Regions from separate parts of the Homo sapiens genome. Here all the other regions are linked to region 4. The links are chromatin contacts, found by Hi-C or POLR2A ChIA-PET in ENCODE. All regions are on one chromosome and are shown on one strand. The core of a region is the stretch at or near the end of the contact, and the rest is flanking DNA. Distances in the headings are between cores, read along the strand shown.

Region 1 (2,700 bases), core at 150-2,649, 4.5 Mb before region 4:
AGGCACAGACAGGTTAAGTAACTTACCCAGTATGACACAGCTAGTTAAATGGATGGAGGTGAGACATGAACCTGGACAATCAGGCTCAAAAGTCCACTAGACTTTACTGCCTTTGACCAAATTGGTAAGTCAAATTAGTAGGATAAATTTCTCCTAATAACATCAAAACTGATTTCTCTGGGAGAGGTGGGGTGAGTACAACTCCCTCAAAGGCCTGGCTTCACTCTCAATCAATGATAACATTTTAACACCTTTCCAATGTACCTGTGGAAGAAAGCCGACCTTTTATTTTACAGGTAAAGAAACTGAGTAACAGCAGCGGCTTTTAGTCTGGGGACCAATTGTTGGCCAGTATTCACTTGATGTTTCAGCGTGGGTCAATCGACCTCGCAGAATATGAGTGACCCGCAAGTCAGACCCACGCAGGCTGCAATGAAACTGCGTAACACGCCTAGGCAAGCGGTCATTTCAAAAAACCTCCAGAGATGGCTCTTTTGCCATTCCTGTTACTCAGGACAAAATGGAACTTGCATAAACACTTAGTCATCAGTAAGCGCTGAAGTTACAAATCACCTAATTCGCAAAATCAAATACGCAGCTAAGTTCCTAATTCTGAAAGAAAGAAAAGGAGCTAACATTTGGAGACTGCAACACTGACACCTGGGACCCAGGAACTGCAGTAAATGGGAAAAAACAGCCCACGGACGGAGACCACAACGTGCGCAGCCACCACGGGGAACACTGGGGACTTTTCAGGGCCCTTCCACTTCCCTCCCAACAGCCTGTCCTCGCGTCTACAGGCTGCCCCGACCTGGTGATTCCCCAGGGCGAATTCGGAAAGGTAAACCGAAGGCGGAGATGACAGGCCTGAGATTTGCCAGCCTACATCCAGGGGACCAGGGCGGCAAAGTTTCCCCAGCCCCGGAGGGGTAGGGGCCCTGAGGCGCCCCCTCCCGCTCCCCGAGGTCCGCACCTGCAGAGTGGTGATGTGCTTGTCGTTAAACTTGTTCTCGCAGTAGCGCAGCACCAGCGACGTCTTCCCCACGCAGCCTTCCCCCAGCAGCACCACCTTGAACGAGTAGGCTCGGCCCGCCGCCGCCGCCCCGCCGCCGCCGCCGCCGGCCGCAGCCATCCCGTCGCTTCCCGGCCGCCCGAGCCCGAGTGTCGCGCCGCCCTCCCGACAGCCGCGGCAGCGCCTTCACAGCCACGGCCGGCTCAGCCCCCACCGCCCCGGCCCCGCCGACCCGGGCGCTGTCCCCACGCCCTCCTCGGGCGAGGCCTGGAAGGGCTGAGGGAAAGTCCGAGAATGAAGGGCCCCAGCCCACCACGTCAGGCACCGGAGGAAAAGCGAAGAACGATCCCTCTCTGCCTCCCTCTAATGGCGTCTCCTTCCTCCTACGTCACACCTCGGGTCACGTGAGCGCCGGTGCCGGGGCGGCCCCTGCGACTAGCCCCAGAAGAACGTGCCTGGACGTGGGCGGGGCTTCTGGGGCATCTCCCGGGGTGGAGCTGGATGTGAGTCGAGCGCCTACTGGCAATCTAGGGCAGAGCCCCGCCGCTTGCGAGCCACCTCTGCTTTTCAGTTGGTGGGAGCCAGCGGGAATAAGGAACCAGGAATTTGAGGCGAGCCCAGCTCTGGTGAAATGAAGGGCAGAACTTCATCGTTTTTGCATGTTCACAATGCTAATGATCTGTCACACCAGAGGTCACTGTAAACCATATCTGCCAAGGTGCCCTTGAATCTCTCTCTGTGGGATCCCGAATCATAGCGCTTCCAAGTTCCTCTGACCGCCTGGTCAACTACTCCATCATCTTTCAAGTCTCAGCTTAAACCGCGTCCCTGACCACCCAATCCTTCCCCCATCCTTCCATTCCCCCACCTCACAAAATTAGGTATTTCTTACCACCAGTATACCTCCTTTACTAGGGCTTTACACACTCCATGGATATTATTAATACTTTGCTAAGTGTTTATCGACTCTCATTAGACTATAGGTTTGTTGAGGGCAAGGTCTGTATAAGAGCTGCCCACCTTTGAATTCCTAACCCCAAGTGCTCTTCAGTTTTTCTGACTTTCATGAAGCCTCTGACGTTCCATGGTACTCCACCTTGAGGTGGCTTGTTCGATGATTGCTTGTTTTTTCTCATCTGCATCCCCATTCTTTTTTGTTTGTTTGTATTGTTAGTTTTGAGATGGAGTATCGCTCTGTCGCCCAGACTGGAGTGCAGTGGCGTGATCTCAGCTCACTGCAGTCTCTGCCTCCTGGTTCAAGTGATTCTCCTGCCTCAGCCTCCCGAGAAGCTGGGACCATAGGCGCCCACCACCGCGCCCCGCTACTTTTTGTATTTTTAGTGGAGACAGGGTTTCACCATGTTGGCCAGGCTGGTCTTGAACTCTGACCTCAAGTGATCCACCTGCCTCGGCCTCCCAAAGTGCTGGGATTATAGGTGTGAGCCACCACGCCCGGCCTGCCTCCAAGAAACCATACTCCTCCAAGAAATCATACTAATATTTCTGAAAATTTACTGGAAACCTGGTGTCAGGTAAACATTTTTTTAAAAATCAAACTTCTTTCACACTTCAAACCAGGTTAAAAAAAAAAAAAGAGGCCGGGCGTGGTGGCTCATGCCTGTAATCCCAGCACTTTGGGAGGCCGAGGCGGGCGGATCACAAGGTCAGGAGATCGAGACCATCCTGGC
Region 2 (2,700 bases), core at 186-2,685, 3.0 Mb after region 4:
TGCCTTGTATCATTGTTAACAGGGTTGATCTTATCCAATTACATTCTTGAGTATAGGGAACAGGTGCACAATACCTATTCATTAAAATTAGATTAGTGGGATTTCCTTTAAAAGGTAGTGATGATGGCAGAACAGCTCTAGTTTGAGAAAAAACGAAAATAGGCAATTCTCTCATTTGTTCAACAAACATGGCTGCGCCGTCCAATATGAAAAGATTATAACTGTAAGTGAACCCTACTGTACCCTAGGGATCTCACCACTTGGGGAAAGAGATATGTAAATATATGCGATTAAATAGTGTGACTAAGAAGCATAAAATAAGTATGCACAAAGAAGAAAGGAAAAAACTATTGAGTAGTGGGTAGTGTTTCAAAGTAGTGGACATACAAGTATGAGCCGGGTTCATGGGGTTTCTTAAATGCCAAAGGAACTTGTAATTATTCTAAATGACAACGTGCACAATTTACATTAATGTATTCTTCATTCTGGCCAGGGGTGGTGGCTCACACCTGTAATCCCAAAACTTTGGGAGGCTGAGGTGGGAAGATTGCTTGAGCCAGGAGTTTGAGACCAGCCTGGCTAACATGGTGAAACCCTGTTTCTATTAAAAATACGAAAATTAGCCAGGTGTGGTGGCGCTGGCCTGTAATCCCAGCTACTAGGGAGGTTGAGGCAGGAAAATCGTTTGAACTCGGGAGGTGGAGGCTGCAGTGGGCCGAGATCTCACCACTGCACTCCAGTCTGGGCGACAGAGCGAGACTCCGTCTCAAAAAAAAAGAAAAAAAAAAGATAACTTTTTAAGGAAGGTTAATGCAGTTTGGGCCAGGGGCTCTACTTATTAGTTGCAGGGCTAACACAGACCCGGGAGAACTAGAACGGGATACAGGTGAGAGTTAACCGGTGGTGTGTGATGTGATGAAAACTAGGCAATGGGAAGGAGATCAACCTTTACCCGTCAGTCTTCTAATCTCAGCAAATCACTTCCATGAGTTGGTGTAGAAGGTGTCAGGGCTGACTAGGGTCCCTGCTGTGAGTGTGGGCACAACTCCAGGCACTTCCCCATCTCCCAGCCGGCCCAGCGAGGTGCCTGGAGAGCCCAGGCCAGATGTTCTGGCCAGGGCTGACGTCACGTTTGCATGACGTCACCAGCGCTGACGAACCACACAGAGAGGGGCCTGTCAGCTCACCTCAGAGCGCAGGCAACTTCTTAGAGCGGGGAACTGGCCGCCTCCTATTCTACCTTGACGGTCCGAATAGTCAGAGCTACAGGAGCCGAAGCGCCGAAGGAGCTCAGCAACCGCTACCTCCCTCTTTCCTTGGCCCTTATCCGCGTCTTCTCTAAGGCCCAGGAGCGGTCCCGGCAGCGGCGCGCTCACGAGTCCGCCGGTGGAGGCGGTCACGCGCACGCACGCTTGTGCGCAAGCCCGTTCCCTCAGAACCCGGAAGTGCGAGGCCGAGGAGAGCCACGTGGGTCGAGCTGGGGCGCAGCTCGCATGGGGGAGTCTATCCCGCTGGCCGCCCCGGTCCCGGTGGAACAGGCGGTGCTGGAGACGTTCTTCTCTCACCTGGGTATCTTCTCTTACGACAAGGCTAAGGACAATGTGGAGAAGGAACGAGAGGCCAACAAGAGCGCGGGGGGCAGCTGGCTGTCGCTGCTGGCGGCCTTGGCGCACCTGGCCGCGGCCGAGAAGGTCTATCACAGCCTCACCTACCTGGGGCAGAAACTAGGTACCTCCGCCCCGCCCCCCGAGCCCCTTGAGGAGGAAGTAAAGGGGGTATATTCCCCAGTCGGCAGTGGCTTGGGTTTCCCGTCTCTGTGTCACTTCTAGTCGCAGGCTCGACTCGGCATTCCCAGATCTCCTCCCACCGTTCCTTTCCTTCCCTGGGCTTCCACAAGCCCCGCCCACCGGCCTGCGCTGCTGATAGATTGGCGAACTGGGTAGATGCTCTTTGCAGGGCTGTGACCCAAACCGAAGGGTTTGCCCTTTTGCCTCGTGCATGGATTGATGCCATAAATGAGAAGTTAACCAAACTATGTCTTCATTGTTTTAATTAGTGACGCTGCAGCCAGAAGAGCAAAACTTTGCAAAACAACCTAGTTCTATTACTGAACACTGTTGTGTGGCCTCTTAAGGTTAAGGCCCGAGAGTCACATTTAGAGTCCTACCCCGTCTTCATAGTCCCCCAATACATATTTAATGACTAAAGTAATAAATGAATATTGGGCAGGAAAGGCAAGAAATATGCCTAACACTAGCAAGAAGAGACTTAAGGGGAAAATGGTAAACACTCTTAGCACTTCATGTACATCTTGCCTCTGAAATAAGATTCAAGAGCTGATTCAACTGATTTTTACTAGTAGAAGCAATAAGTATAAGTAGATGAGAAGGAAATAATAGATGTAAAAGGCATGGAATATGCATACAAAATAATATTACTGCTTAATTATGACAAATAAATATATTTGAATCCTAGGGGTTTCAGAGTCAGTACTTTGACCTGTTTTAGACTCTTCAATTTTCAGAAGCGTGAGGTCTGATGTGAATGAAGGACACGTATATAAAATACAGAGAATAGAAATGTAAAATTGGTGTAGATTTCATTTTGATCCACCCCCCCCCGTTCCCTAACCAGCCCCCTACTTTCCTTATATTGCCTGAAGGTGACCATGTACATCTTATTGAGCTTTCAGTAAACACT
Region 3 (2,700 bases), core at 27-2,526, 4.7 Mb after region 4:
ATCTTACACAATTCCACTCCTTCCTTCAAGAAAAGGAATCCAATGGCTTAGCTCTTTCCCAACCTTTAAAATGCATCGCGGTCCACCCCACTCCCCTCAATTCCTTCTAGGAAAATGTGAAACTAACGGTTTCCGTGGTGGCCGCGCCGGCCGGGCGCCGAGGCTTCGCGGGCTGTCCCCAGGCAGCGCCCCGGAAAACAAAGGGGATTCCCAGCCATTGTCCTCCGCGGCGCTGAGCATCACCAGCACTAGCAAGGCAGTAGCTTGCGCAGTTATCTCCACAGCGGGCAATGTCACAACCCGACCAACAGCACAAACTACTACCTCAGCCAGGGCCATGGTGTCGGGGAGGCACGGGACCACGCGGAGGGCAGCAAAGCGGCTCCGGCGCTCCTCCGTCCTTCCTCGCCGCCGACGTCGGCCCGCCGCCCCTTCTTTTCCTTTGCCTTCCCCCCGCGCCGCGCCCGGAGACCCCGCCCAGCACCCAGCGGCTCGGCTACTCCCGGCGCGCCCCGAGAGCTACGGGGATGAGAGGCGGCGCCGGCGCCCGGGTGATACAGCCGGCGTTCTGTACGTCAGCCACCGCTCTGAAGAGAGAAAAGCGGCGGTGTCCTGCGGAGAGAGCCGCTCCCTCCACTGCCCGAGGGGAGCGCGTCGCCTCAGCCGCTCGAAAGCAGGAAATGGGCGGCAAAAGCGCAGTCAGACACCAACTGGTTCTGGACTGCCCCCGAGAGGCAGCGAGCAGCGCTCCCGCGCTTCGCCCGCTAGGAGCTGCCGCCACGTCCCGAGCTGCGCCGCTCGCGCCCCTCCCTGCTCCGAGTCCCCGGTGGGGGCTGGGCTGCGGCCGAGTCCGGTACCCGGGCCCCCACCCGCGCCGCGCTGTCGAACCCGCCGCCGGCCCGCTCTCGGCGCCGATAATCGCCGGCGGGCATCCCGCAGAGGCTGCCGCCGGCTCCGCCAAACAGCAGCCAAGGCATAGCCGGGAAGTCCCCAGGCCACCCGTTCCCCAGCACCCTTCGGGGAATTCCCGTTCAGCTCTACAGGAGGCGAAAACGGAACAAACGAAAACCCCTTAACAGTGAAACCGGGCCCGGCGATGGCCCGGGTGGCGACTGCGACGACTCGACGCGTGCGGACACAAGACCCGTCTCGCGCTCCGCTGCTCCTGTGCGTCCGGACGAACCTTAGAGATCACTTAAGGAGGCTCGCGCGCTACTCCTCACCACGTGACCGCCCCGCCAGGCCGCCCCCCGCGCCGCCATCTTACATCCGGGACAGAGGCGGCGTCCCCTTTCCCTGCCTTGGCAGGCGTCAGCGTGCTACCAGAAATCAGCCCTGAAAGAGGGGACCCCGATTCCACGTCACCAGAGTGCTGAGGCAGCGGGCGATGCCCTCCATCGGCTCAGCGGGGGGGAGTGGAGTCCCAAACTTTTTTCGGCCTTTGCCCGCAAAGAAGATGGCGGCGCATATCGCCGCCTAAGCGGACACGTTGTACCCTGGCCGTGGTTTGAAGTTTCCGGCACCTCCTTTCCCAACCAGCAAGGACACAACCATACGAGCCCCACCCACGCGGGGTGGCTGCCGTGCTACATTCCGCAGAAAACAGGCGGGAAAGCTGCGGCACAGCCCGCTTTAAACGCAAGCTTTTGGGACTTCTGGTTTTGGCTTTTTCTTTTTAAGCCAAGTTAGGGAGAAGGCTGACTGCCATGGAGCCACTTCTGCTTTTGGCCCAGACAACTTACGGGATTTTTTTTTTCCTCCCATTTAGAGATTTTTTGTAGGAAGTTAACAAATTATTTTAAAGAAGTAGTTAGGGCTTGTCAGATAAAATACAGGACGCCCAGTTAAATTGGAATTTCAGATAACCAGTGTTTTGGCATATGTGTGTTACATATATTTTTAAAATTGTTTATCTGATATTCCAATTTAACTGCACATTCTCAATTTTTAATGACTGTATCTGGCAACCCTATCAGCCTTTACCCCTGAAAATCCAGACTGCTTATGACAAAAGTAAGGAATGGAGGGAAATGAAAAGCATGTTTACCTACAACTTAGAATTGTCTTTGCCCAGACTTTGATCCTTCATGGAGGCCAGAGGGCCGTGGTCTAGAACAAAATTTGGCAGCAACTCATAAAGATATCCTTGTATAATTCCCTTTCTGGCAAAGTAAGATTTTTTTTTTCTTAAGCTATCACGATGTAATTTTGGACAACAGATCCTCTTGGCCAAGAGTTTAATTGCAAATTAAAAATTAAATAACTGGCTTTTTGTTTCTATTCTACATGGTATAGGCGATGGGACCCAAACAATTTCTTAAAGTAGAAGTTTTCAAGTTAAAAATCAGCCTGCCTGACATATTTCATAAGAACATTTTTAGGTGCATATTCAGAAACTATTTCCAATTAAGAATATTTGTGTAAACATAATACATTTGCAGTTAAATGCTTTACCTGACAAAGCATAAACTCACCTATCAATCACTAAGCATAAACTCAAAGCAAAAACTCAATCACACCATAAACTCATCTATCAATCACTTACCAGAAAGTCTGTAGAAACTTCACACCATCCTTCCTTGATAAGCAAAGATTGGACTGCCATGGGAATCAACCCTCACTGCTCATTGACTGCGCAGTGGATCAGATTATTCTGTACCAAAGCAAATGTCCTTTGCCATAATGGCACAGATTTTTAAA
Region 4 (2,700 bases), core at 201-2,700:
GAAATAAGCGATTTTTTTTTCTTTTTTTTTTTTTTTTTAGATTGAGAACTTATTTGTGAAGAGATGGGAGGCGGGAAAGAATGCAACAATCACCGAAGCGTGCAAGGAAAAATAAAAACAAAGATAACCTGTAAAAATATAACAAATCTTCACTATGCATATTACAACACTTTGGAACCAACAGTACCGATCTCCTGAACAGAACTGCTGTAATAAAGCTTCATATTCACCAGGTCCGTATTAAACATCTCTTCCTTTTGAAGATCCGTCTGCTATGATTAAGATCCAGCAATCCACCCCTTTGGCAGTGATTTTGGATATGAGGACATGAGACTGAAACCCCGAGTTCCTAAGTTGGTTTTACCTGACAAGAGGAACTGACAGTGATGCTGGCGGGAAAACCCTATGAGCGAAGTTTCCTCCATCCTGGCTCCCCTCCCCCTTCTTCCCACCTTCACGAAAATTAATAATCCACAAAAGAACTATGTATCAGCCAAGAGCGCAAAAGTTCATCATTCCACCTGAATGCAGCAAGGCCCACGCGCACCTGCGGGCAGAGAGGAGGCTGCCGGGTCCCCGAGTGGGCAGCAGCTTGGGCCCCAGCGAGCAAGGCGGCCTAGCGCCGCAGGATGGCAAGCGAATAGGCCCGGCGCCCGGTCTCCCGGCCTAGAGCAACTCCCTTCTCCACAATGGTGGGTGGTTTAGCCCCTTCGCGCTACCTGAGACGCAAGAATCGCCTCCTGGTGGGGCAGGGAAGGATGTGGGGGCGCTGAGACAAGCAAACGGGGCCTAGAGACCGCGGCGGGCAACTGCCTAGGAGAAAGAATGGGGGGAGGGGGTTGCAAGAGGGGAGAGGAAAGGGGCTCCGCAGGGATCGGGAGGCCAGCGGACCGGTGGGCTGGAGACTTCGGGGCAGAGAAGCTACCGGCTACGGCCGAAGGGGTGGGGCAAGGCCTGCGTGACGGCCAGGGCCGCGGCTGCGAGAACCCCGAGGTGGGGTGAGGGTCGGATCTCGGCCTCACCTAAAGTCCTTGTCGCTGGATGTCATTTTTTCCAGCAAATTGGAAATGTGGTACGAGGCGCTCGCCATGTTGACGGCCTCGATCCCGCCTGCTGGCGCTGCTGGAGCTGCTGCCCGCTGCCGCTGCCGCCGCCGCCGCCGCCACTGGAGCTCCTCCTCTCGCTCGCGGCGGCTCCCGCTTCCAGGGTCGCAGCGCGACGCCGACGCTGACTAGGGAGGCGCCTCGACGGGCTGCCCCCTCCCTGGCGAGGCGTGGGCCTGTCCCGGGGTAAGCCGAGGCTACAGAGCCAGCCTAACGACGGCGCTGTTCGCGTGAGAACGAGCTCATGGGCGGCGGGGCGTACAGAAGGGCCTCTACGGGGAGCCAGACACTTCCACTCAGGGCCGTCTCGCTCCCACTCGCTCCGCACTCGCTCCCTAGGGCAAAAGGCCAAAGCCCGCCTCCTTCGCTCCGGGGGCGGGGGCGGCAGACGCGGGCGCTACGGAAAGCTAAGGTCAGAGTTCACGGAGGCCTCCCCACGCACGCTGTGGAGAAGAGAGTTAAAAAACAATTCGGTTGGCTGAAGCCTGTGTCAGTTTTCATGTGACCCGCCTTTTGGAGGCATGACAACACAAAAAAAAGGGGCTGTTCTCGCGAGACTCTAAAGCGACGGTTAAGGGACAGGGGACGAGTGGAGCAAGTGGGCCTTAATCTGAAAATAACTTGATTGTTTAATGACATTAAGAGAAAAAGATTACGAGCTTTGAGAAGGAGGAAGCCTGGGAGTAACGACAGTTAAGGAGTTAGCTTGCGGAACCAACATAAGAATTTATAACAGGGAGGTGTCGTTTGGGATCAGACGCGTGGCCTGCATTGCCGTAGCCACCGTGGTGTAATGTTGCCACGTAAAAACCACAAATCCCAGAATTCAGTCGGGTGATACACTGGCTCAGAATGTGATTGGCTGCGGGAACTAGTAGCTTCCTCATTGGCTCCCGTGGAAGGAGTGAATGCTGGGATTTGCAGTCTGATGGGGGAGCCGTGCTGGGTAAAAACCTTAGAATCGTCGCGCACTCCGTTTCTGCCGCGGATTCTTATATTCTCCAATACAGGCTTTTTCTGTTATGCAGTATTTGCAGAGCAGGCTGCTGCAGTTTGGCCAGGCGCATTGCGGATCAGTTGGTGTTCTTGCCAGAGGCCTAGCAGCAGCTTCCTAGCGCTACTACTTGCACCTCCCAAGGCAGCTGAGCCTCCCCACTTCTCTGGCCAGACACACTCCTACCGTGCATCGTAGAACCACCTCTCTGACGCCAGCAGGACCTTAGTAAGAGTAATGGGTATGCGACAGATGGCTGTAGTCAGGCCCTACTGATTTCAAAATAGCTAAAAGACTATCTCTGTAGTTAGCTTTTGTGGCCTTGATGGACCTGCAGCTGTGTATTGCTCCCTCAGACGTACAAATTCGTGGAGATGAGTTATGAAAGTATTTAGTATCCAAGTTTTTCATCTGCTTAATATTTGGGATTTTAAACACAAGTTTTGCCAGCTAGGGGTCAACATCCCTGAAAGTGTTAGGGATGGAGCTAGCTGACAGGCCTTTCTAAAAGAACAGAGAGCCTGGTGAAGAGATGAAAAATCAATCTCACTTGATACTCCTGTTAAAAACAACAACAAACCTTTAAATAGCTCTCTACTAACA
Region 5 (2,700 bases), core at 24-2,523, 4.4 Mb before region 4:
TGCCCGCCTCGGCCTCCCAAAGTGCTGGGATAACAGGCGTGAGCCACCGCGCCTGGCCCATTACTAATATTCTTATTCAAAATTAAAAGCATCACTGTAATTGCTTTACAAAGCTATATTCGCCTCACTTATCTTTTACCAAGACAGATGGAATAGTTACATAAAATATAAAGACATTTTGAAATAGGTGTAACTAGTCCAGAAGTGGTGGCCTGTATTGCCAGCACTTTGGGAGACACAGGTGGGAGGATCACTTGAGCCTAGGGGTTTGAGACCAGCCTAGCAACACAGAGGGACCCCTATCTTATACAAAATAAAAATTAAAAAAAAAAAGAAATAGGTATAACTCGAATTATCACAACAAGCATTTATTAAAGGCATTGTTTATACTATCATGTTAGTAAGTTAAATCAGGCTATGGAAGTTAAGTAAACACAACCATTCATAACCATTCAGAGGATATGAGTTTTGGATTTCACAATGGTATGGTTTTAATTTCCTCTGACTAGATTACAGAGAAACAACTTAGAACACTCAGACTTACCATAATAGGTGCTTGCAGTCATTGATATAATCCAGAAAGCTAACGAAATGCAAATGATCAGGCTCAGTATAACTATATTAGTTATCATCTTTATATATCTTTTGCATATATTGTCGTTAAGATCTGTCATGGAAAATAAGGATATGAGCTCCTGCGGGAAAGAATATTTAGCGTTTCGGAGAGAAAGTCATTTACGATGTGAGCAAGACACTTGTTCAGAGGCAAACATAAATCCCAACATATTCCACCGACCAAACAAGCATAAAAATCACAAAAATTCAAACTCCTTCCGGAAACTCCTACTGGCGGAGAGCTCCAATTCATATGGGCGTGGTCAACGCCTCACCGCAAAAGCAGAGCGCAACCCGGCGGACGGTGAGGGCCGGTCGCCGGCTGCCGGCCGCTTCAGCGCCTCACGCCGGAGCCCACGGGGAAAAGAGAAAGCCGAGGCAGCCAATCCGCGGTCCCGGCGCTGGCGAGTTCCACCCACCTCCCGTCGCAACCTTCTCACCCGCGGGCCGGGTAGGCCAGCGGCTGCAAAGGGGCAGCTAGGGCACCCGAACTTGGGCAAGTCTGGGAAGCACGCCCGACGCGGCTGAACGCAGTCACGTCCCGACAGCTGCGCAAGCCGCCCTAGGGTCAGGTCCAGCCGGCCAAGGCCGAGACCCCAGGAGCAAAGCCCGCGCCTCCCGGCGCCCCCGCCTCTAGCGCCTCGCCCGCTGTGGGCATGCGCCGCAGCCGCTTAGGGGGATGTCGCCTAGCTCACGTGGGCAGGCACTGCTGGCATCCTGGCCGGCTGCGTTTGCACTGCTTCTCCAAAACCACATTATAGGTACTAAACAACATTGTTTAGTACCTATAATGTGCTAGACTCCTGGCTGCTAGCGAGGTAAAGTTAAACATAGTTTCTATTACTGAGCTCTCGTAATTATTGTCATAACACCACTTAGATTGTGGAAATATCTGTCCTCACACCCCTTATATTAAAGGTGTGTGCATTTAGAAAGCAAAACGTCTTGTTAGCATTAAAAATCTGAATCGTGGCTGATTTCTTTTCTTTTCTTTTTTTTTTTTTCGAGACAGTGTCTCTCTCTGCCGCCCAGGCTGGAGTGCAGTGGCACGATCTCTGCTCACTGCAACCACCGCCTCCCAGGTTCTAAGCGATTCTCCTGCTCCAGCCTCCGGAGTAGCTGGGATTACAGGCGCCACAACCACGCCCGGCTAATTTTTATATTTTTAGTAGAGACGGGGTTTTGCCATGTTGGCCCGGCTGGTCTCGAACTCTTGACCTCAGGGGATCCACCCACCTCGGCCTCCCAAAGTGCTGGGTTTAATGGCGTGAGCTACAGCGCCCGGCCTGATTTCATGTTTTATGTGAAATTAACTTGTTTGCCTGGGTTAACAGTAATTAACTGATAATTACATAATATTTATCAATTTTTTCAGTTAATTGCTGACAGTGTAAGAAGAGGAGCCAAATCCATTTCAGACACAGTATGCAATTGTGTTTTAAGCCCCAAGAGTAGTTACTTTAAAAAAGCTCACATTATTTTAAATTTCAAAATACATGCCAAGACAGCTTGTCATTTTCTTTGGTAAGACATCTAATTAAGTAGTTAACTAAGAATCAAATCTGTGAAGTAGGACTAAATAGTAGTGGGCTTCCTGTACTAGATAATATACATATATGGTCTTTATGCTGAAATGTATTATGTGCCTACTTTATTTTTGTCTTAGTCTGTTCTGCATAGGTAAATGTTTGGATTATTTCACCAAGCTGACTGGCCAGTATCAATGTTACCAGACTACTGGGTAAAATTATTAATAATGAAAGCTAATGTTTTGTGGTTTGCACAGTCGCATTGTTTTTGTCTCTGCTTAGACAAAATTATAAACTGGTCTTTTTTTTTTTTTTCTTTTTTTTGCCTTGCTTCACCACAGTCACAGAGTGACCCTCTCTGATTAGTTGGTGTTCGATAGGAAAATCATAGCCTAGTTGTGAATGTCAAGCTATCTCCCAACACTGTGGTGTAGCTGTGTCAGGTCAGTCCCTGGATGTCAGGGATGATTTTCTCATGACTATTAGATCTGGCTAAAAAATGCATATTAAATAGTAGTGTCAGTGAACTGACCCTTTAGATGAATATTTTCCCTTC

Evidence for each region. A loop is a pair of places that touch in the nucleus more often than their neighbours do. ChIA-PET counts read pairs that join two places held with the same protein, here RNA polymerase II (POLR2A). Pooled maps may share reads with other maps.
Region 1: a loop to region 4 is called in a pooled map, with 24 times the contacts of the local background. The contact joins the promoter of RAB21 here to the promoter of CAND1 in region 4. A Hi-C loop is called at or near these places in 13 of 50 pooled maps.
Region 2: a loop to region 4 is called in a map of ascending aorta, with 15 times the contacts of the local background. The contact joins the promoter of KICS2 here to the promoter of CAND1 in region 4. A Hi-C loop is called at or near these places in 2 of 168 maps with a recorded cell type or tissue (ascending aorta and naive thymus-derived CD4-positive, alpha-beta T cell), 1 of 37 single-sample maps with no recorded cell type and 15 of 50 pooled maps.
Region 3: a map of B cell shows a loop between it and region 4 (24-fold over the local background). The contact joins the promoter of MIRLET7IHG here to the promoter of CAND1 in region 4. A Hi-C loop is called at or near these places in 2 of 168 maps with a recorded cell type or tissue (B cell and naive thymus-derived CD4-positive, alpha-beta T cell), 2 of 37 single-sample maps with no recorded cell type and 12 of 50 pooled maps. POLR2A ChIA-PET finds 5 or more read pairs at or near these places in 2 of 52 experiments (activated B cell and activated naive CD4-positive, alpha-beta T cell).
Region 5: a map of B cell shows a loop between it and region 4 (15-fold over the local background). The contact joins the promoter of TMEM19 here to the promoter of CAND1 in region 4. A Hi-C loop is called at or near these places in 2 of 168 maps with a recorded cell type or tissue (B cell and naive thymus-derived CD4-positive, alpha-beta T cell) and 9 of 50 pooled maps. POLR2A ChIA-PET finds 5 or more read pairs at or near these places in 2 of 52 experiments (CD4-positive, alpha-beta memory T cell and activated CD4-positive, alpha-beta T cell).

What each region holds. Positions count from the first base shown.
Region 1 is chr12:71,753,562-71,756,261 of GRCh38, reverse strand. RAB21 (RAB21, member RAS oncogene family) reads right to left here and starts at 1,399. Exons shown (of 7, transcript NM_014999.4): 1 at 974-1,399. The coding sequence starts at 1,132. RefSeq lists enhancers at 508-697, 1,338-1,627 and a silencer at 1,078-1,357.
Region 2 is chr12:64,221,031-64,223,730 of GRCh38, reverse strand. It overlaps KICS2 (KICSTOR subunit 2), which reads left to right and starts at 1,435. Exons shown (of 3, transcript NM_152440.5): 1 at 1,435-1,728. The coding sequence starts at 1,494. LOC124902952 (a long non-coding RNA gene) reads right to left here and starts at 1,382. Exons shown (of 2, transcript XR_007063347.1): 1 at 1,188-1,382. RefSeq lists enhancers at 982-1,041, 1,122-1,311, 1,462-1,551, 1,033-1,627, 1,662-1,721 and 1 more.
Region 3 is chr12:62,601,319-62,604,018 of GRCh38, reverse strand. It overlaps MIRLET7IHG (MIRLET7I host gene), which reads right to left and starts at 1,276. Exons shown (of 2, transcript NR_186001.1): 1 at 1,184-1,276. LINC01465 (long intergenic non-protein coding RNA 1465) reads left to right here and starts at 585. Exons shown (of 1, transcript NR_121682.1): 1 at 585-2,268. It overlaps MIRLET7I (microRNA let-7i), which reads right to left and starts at 333; the gene lies at 250-333. RefSeq lists enhancers at 1-414, 415-936, 1,043-1,232, 1,313-1,422, 937-1,458 and 1 more and silencers at 263-562, 653-962.
Region 4 is chr12:67,268,108-67,270,807 of GRCh38, reverse strand. It overlaps CAND1 (cullin associated and neddylation dissociated 1), which reads right to left and starts at 1,450. Exons shown (of 15, transcript NM_018448.5): 1 at 1,023-1,450. The coding sequence starts at 1,090. RefSeq lists enhancers at 684-1,335, 1,615-1,874, 2,015-2,314.
Region 5 is chr12:71,684,655-71,687,354 of GRCh38, reverse strand. It overlaps TMEM19 (transmembrane protein 19), which reads right to left and starts at 1,273. Exons shown (of 6, transcript NM_018279.4): 1 at 545-1,273. The coding sequence starts at 674. LOC124902965 (a long non-coding RNA gene) reads left to right here and starts at 1,291. Exons shown (of 2, transcript XR_007063367.1): 1 at 1,291-1,433. RefSeq lists silencers at 726-941, 932-1,001.